Linked DNA regions of Mus musculus: region 2 is linked to region 1. A link is a loop called in an ENCODE intact Hi-C map of the cell type or tissue named here. Cell type or tissue: heart. All regions are shown on one strand. Links, peaks and the distances in the headings refer to the core of each region. The heading gives the core; the rest is flanking DNA. Region 1 overlaps Pdzd2 (PDZ domain containing 2). Region 2 overlaps Pdzd2 (PDZ domain containing 2).

Evidence for each region. Peaks named below come from ENCODE experiments on the same cell type or tissue, not always from the same donor. Only the 100,000 strongest peaks of a DNase experiment are listed, where the experiment ranks them.
Region 2: it touches region 1 in a loop (2.2-fold over the local background); 3 of 42 quality-filtered maps call a loop at or near these places.

What each region holds. Positions count from the first base shown.
Region 1 is chr15:12,584,680-12,587,592 of GRCm38, forward strand. The region is part of intron 3 of Pdzd2 (PDZ domain containing 2); the gene reads right to left. Among named protein-coding and RNA genes, the nearest start is that of Gm41273, 65 kb to the right of the region's middle. In heart, for the core only: a CTCF peak has its summit at 1,651 (motif pointing right); a DNase peak (open chromatin) is centred at 1,642; H3K27me3 peaks cover 588 bases.
Region 2 is chr15:12,681,245-12,684,157 of GRCm38, forward strand. All of the region lies in intron 2 of Pdzd2 (PDZ domain containing 2), which reads right to left. Among named protein-coding and RNA genes, the nearest start is that of Gm41273, 31 kb to the left of the region's middle. In heart, for the core only: no CTCF peak of the experiment used is centred there; a DNase peak (open chromatin) is centred at 1,457.

The DNA.
Region 1 (2,913 bases), core at 239-2,738:
TCACCTACTTCTGCCTCCCAAATTCTGGGATTAAAGGTGTGTGCCACCATGCCTGACTGGTTGTAGTTTAAATTGTATACACATGGGTCCTTACAATACTGGCCCTTCTCAAAGCTACACAAAGTGAACAAGGAAAGATAGAGCCTTGGCTTTCTATTTCTGTGAAAGCCAGGCTGTGAGGTGTCTTGCCTCCCTTCAGAAGTCTCTAAGAGAGGGTAAGAGGTAATCCAGGCACCAAAGCTTGGATTTCAAAGACCCTCTTGTGAAAGAAAAATTGAAAATCACTTGGGGACATTTAGTACCCAAACATGAGAGAACAGAAATGCTCAAACGCGTTCAATACTCAAGTAAGAAAGGTGAAGCAGAAGTCAGCCTTCCTGCAAAAGACTCAGAAATGCCCACGGGGGAGGGTATGAAGTCAGACAGTAGTACTTTAATCACGCCAGATGCCTCCCTCCTTATGCTTCCTAGTGACAGCAATTCCTAGAAGTACTTCTAACAGTTTAGAAGTGGGTATCTGAAGTGAGGCATTGGGGGTTTCCTCTTCCTGGGTGGGAGTGTATGGCCGCACCGGCATTCAGTTCCAAGTCAGGTATCAGCGAAGCAGGTGGTTGGAAGGAAAGGAAGCACATCTGCATGGTGCGCTGCGTCACAGGCGTCTGCATGGTGGGCTGCGTCACAGGCATCTGCATGGTGCGCTGCGTCACAGGCGTCTGGATGGAGCGCTGCGTCATGGATGTCTGGATAGAGCGCTGTGTCATGGATGGCTGGATGAAATGTTGTGTTACTGGCATCAGGATGGAGGGCCATATCACGGGTGTCTGCATTGAGCAGTGCATCACGGGCGTCTGGACGAAGTGTCATATCACAGGATAGAGCACTGTATCAGAGAAAGTCTCCCATCTCATATCATCTCTTCCGTCCCAAAAGCAAGTGGACCCAGGGCTGGGGATGAAGCAGGCATGAAAGCCTGGGTTCAGGCCCCAGCATCACATCGAGCAGGCCTGGCAGTACATGCCTGTGACTCCAGCACTCAGGAGGCAGAAGCAAGAGTGTCTGAAGTTAGAGGTCAGCCTCTGCTGCTATATAGTGAGTTTGTGATCAGCATGGGCCTGTCTCAAAAGCCAAAAACAGTGGACCCTGAAATGTCACTCAATAAATGCCTGTTGATAAGTGTTTACAGACACGGCCAGCTTTTTCTAAGAACTCACTCGATTAGTCACTATAACGCTAGAGACTTGGTTACCTGATTTACCTTAAAAGAAATTTCTGGTCTAGGCAGTAGTGGCACACCTTTAATCCCAGCATTCAAGAGCAGAGACAGGCTGAGTCTGTGGCTAGCCTGGTCTACAGAGTGAGTTTCAGGACAGAGAAACTAGAAGCTGGCGTTAAAGACTCTGGGGACTCCTTTATTCATCTTGAAGAGCCCAGCAGGGTGGGTCATGCAATCACTGTCTCGTCTTCTGTGGGAACTGGGGGGAAGGGCAGGAATGAAAGTTGGGGAAACAGCACATTTTGGTGACTCAGTATGGTTCAGGAGGGGCGACTCAGCAGAGACCTCAGCCTGAAGAGCACAGCTGTGAAGCACACCCAGCTGGGGGACAGACAGCTCCAGCACACTCTCTCACAGTGCTTGATTTCAACCACAAGATGGCAGACGACGGCTCTCAGATTCTCCACTGCCTTGGCCTGGTGGCACTTAGAAATCTAGGGAAAGCAAGCTCCGTGCTTCTTTCCAACAGCAGCAATGACTCTTGTCACCAAGTTGCTACAAGCTACACCTATGAGACGGGAGGTTTTTAGGGTGTGACCCCTGCTTTTGTATGAAATGTAGAGAAACTTAACTTTCTATTTGTTTTGATCACAAACTACAGGATATAGAAAACTATCCAATGCCATTTGTTATTATTTATGGGTTTGAAAAAAAAAAGTTATTGACTCTGAGTCAAAGGCATAAACTTGATCTCTGGGAAGATAGATGACCTCAGGAAAGAACTCCCCCGAGTCTTAGTTTCTTCCGTGATACCAGAAAGTAGGACTTGAATGAGCTGGAAGAGATTCCAGAAACCAAGCCATGAAAAGAACTTGCACGAGAAGGCAGCAGGCTGAAAAGAATGGAGCTGGGTACCATGTGGGTCATGGGCTGTTTCTTTCAGCCTACATCCTTAGGGGAATGGGCTGTTCCACGTGGCCAATTTTCCAGATAATTGAATTGTAAATGCTGAAATTTGTTTTCCTTTTAACTTTCTGCAATGGAAATCTTCTTAGAGAGCATGCTGAGTAAAATTTAACCTTTCGTTAATATCTCTAGGTCACCACCTATAGACTATATATATAGTCTTGCATGGAGTACTAGGTGCCTCTGGGCACACATGCAGGGAGACAAGACCCTGTGCTAAGCGGCCCCAGGGACCATATTATAAAGCTATAATTGGAGAATCTTCCTTTCTCTCTGTCTCCTACTACATCACCACCTGCAGTCATTTCTCCAAGTAACACCTTCTCATACCCTCTTGACACTCTGCCTAAATCTGCTTTAATCCAGACAGAACTCAAGGTTGCCATGGGTAACCAGTCTAAGATTGTACCAACCCTAAATTTATTTTTACACATGATTTGGAGGCAGAGGGGATTGAAGGCTGCTGCTGGCTAGGGCTGATACTCAGCTACTCTTTATTGCATGGCGTGTCTCTGTGCCATTTGGCCAGTCACCTTGAGTATGTCTGGCCTATATCTGCCCAGTGAGATTTTCTTCTGGGATCGTACAGACTCCTCATACTCCAGGAACACATTGGCACTATCGTGGCTGGAGCACTTAAGACCCTATGCCTGTATGTGTCTTTGACTTAAGTGGCCAGCACCCAGACCATTGAAGCTACACAGTAAAATAGCTCACTGCTAATCCAAGGTTTC
Region 2 (2,913 bases), core at 276-2,775, 97 kb after region 1:
CTTGGAGAATTCCTTGTGGCTTTTTTTTTTTCCTCTGAAACCTGGAAGAGACGTGCTACTGCTGACAAACACTCCCTGGACCCATGTGTGCTATTATTTCTCAGAATGAAGACAAAGATTGATAGGGTAAAATCTGAAACTTGAGAGGAACAGGGGAGGAGACAGCTGATGAACCACAGAGAGGGACAAACTGGGACCCCAGACGTTGGAAGGCTGGGTTTTGTTGCTGTGCTGGCTAATATTATGTCAACTCTACATCTACACAAGGTAGAGTCATCAGAAAGAAGGGAACCTCAATTGTGAAAATGCCTCTATAAGATCTGGCTATAAGAAACTCTGCAGGACATTTTCTTAATAAGTGATTGATGGGGAAGGCCCCACCCATTGTGGGTGGGGCCATCACTGAGCTGGTGGTCCTGGATTCTGTAAGAAAGCAGGACGAGCAAGCCATGGAAAGCAAGCCAGTAAAAAAACCAAACCAAACCAAAAAAAAAAAAAAAAAAAAAAAAAAAAAAAAAAAAACAAACCAAAAAAAAAACCCTCCCATGGCTTCTGTATCAGCTCCTGCCTCCAAGTTCCTGCCCTGACTTCCTTCAATGATGGACTACCATGTGGAAGTGTGAGCCAACATAAACTCTTTCCTCCCCAACTTGCTTTGGTCATGGTGCTTTATCACAGCAATAGTAACCCTAACCAAGACAGTTGCCCAAGCATCTAACTCGTCTGTCTCAAGTCAGTATGTGAAATAGGGTTCCTGGGATGTCCCTGTCAGGGAAGTGTTCTTAGTCCCTTTAAAATAAGGGAAGTAAACAGATAATGTAACTCAGTGTAGAAGGCTTGCCTAGTATGGGCAGGGCCCTAGAGTCCACGCCCAACACTGTGAACACAAGTAAAGATTGGCTCTTCTTAAACTGTAAAATACATTCAGTGATAAAGACCCTGAGACTGCTGTTAGACAAACCCAGCTTTAAACCCATCTCCATACAGAACAGCTGTTGGAGCTTAACTTGTCTAGACCTTAATTTTTCCATCTGTAAAATGGGAAAAAATACCAGTGCTGCTGACTGGTTTGTTCTTAATATTTACTTTTTCTGCCTCTGCATGCATGCAGGGGTGGGGCGGGGTGGGGCAGGATCTTTCTCCACCAGTCCTCTATTAGTGGTACTCTTATCTCCTATAATCTTCAAGAGATCTGAAAGAGGGTAGCGATAATCACCCAGCAAGTTGCTAAGAATGGCCTCTGTGTCCAAGAGCCAATGTGTCATCCAGAACACAGGCTGTGTGGGAAGCCAGTTTCCCCTCACACAAATTACTAGGCACTTAAAAGCTTCCTCTCAAATCCTGATGTTCAGGGTAGAGGGAAAGGCAGGGAGGGGACCTCCAGATCTGGTATTTTAGACTGCAGAAAGGGAAACAGAAAGCTTTATTTATCTGGGCTCCCCAGCTTGCTAATTAACTTTCGGACTGGAAACTATTCTCGTGTCGGCGCCTGCACATCTTCTCATTATTAGAAAAACATCTGCTCGTCATCTCCATGGTTTCCGACAGCCCGAGAGGACCAGAGTTCCGTTCCCAGATGCAAATGTGTGACATCAAAGCTGCCCAGAGCACTGGATTCACCCCTCCTCATCTCCTACCCTAGAGGGCTTAGGCTTTGGGAGATCAGAAAAGTTATTGGATTTTCTAAATAAAATCGGGTGAAGCTACAAGGAGTGTGAGCAGAGACATCTGTGTGTGTGTGTGTGTGTGTGTGTGTGTGTGTGTGTGTGTGTCTGTGCACACACACTAGAAGCATGCTGTTGAATGGGTAAGGACAAAGTACTTAACTTATGCTTCAACTTGGCCACATAAGAGTTTGGACCACTGGATAGATATTTATGGGGTGTGTGTGTGTGGCATCCACTAGGTGCTCAAGTACTGAGTCTGTACATAAAAGGCTCATGGAGGACAAAGGATTTCTGTCCCGGACAGCTAGTGGTTCTTGAAGGACAAACACACCTGTAGACTCTCAGGGTGACCTAGGTATAACTTGGTGCTGTGAGACAGCGGTCCCTGGGAAATGGGGACACACGCTCAGAGCAGTCTCAGCTGGCAGCACCTCAGGATGGCTCCTCTTCTCCTGACTGGGTCTGAGTAATCAATGGTTACCTCTTTACTCAAGGCTGAAGGTTGTCTTGGCATTGAGGACTTCAATGCTAAAACCAGGCTAGCCCTGGCCAACTAGCATGAGTTGACTGTGCCACCTTCTTTTTCATCTTCCTCGCCTCCATCCACCTTTTGCTACGGATATTAAACAGGTCAAATAGTTTTGCCTCAGTGTGCTTATTTTAAAGTGTGAAGAAAGCCAATCCATCTCTCCTGCAGACAGTGAGATAGCCATGGGGAAGATGGGCATGTACTGATACAAGGATCAGGGACACAGTAGGAGAACAAAGGACGGGGGCACATTTGGGCAGACCCTTCAAATTCTACGCTGACAACCAACAGAAACCAACTGTGTAACTCCTGGGCTCCTCCTGCTCATCTGTCAAAGGCCCTCTCAATTCCGAAATCCTTCCTTGGCTCCAACCCCTCCTCTGTTCCCTTCTCCTCCACCCCATCATAATCTAAAGTCCGGCAGCATCTTTACTTCCTGGCTCTCTTCCTCCCTCCGGGCCCATCCCCCATCTCAGTGTGGAATATTCCTCCTGAACTGGCTCACATCTCATCCCCTCCTGCCCCCACGAAGCTATCCCTCCGGCTTGAATAAGTCCCTCCTCCATTGCTGTAGATTCATCTTCATCAGAAGTCAAGAGGTGGTCTTTCTGTCACAGGGAACTGACTGGTCAAATGTGCACAGTGCTTCTCCAAGCTTTTGGGGTGGCAGCTGTATCTGCTTACACATGGGTAATTCCCACCAACATTCCCCGTGAA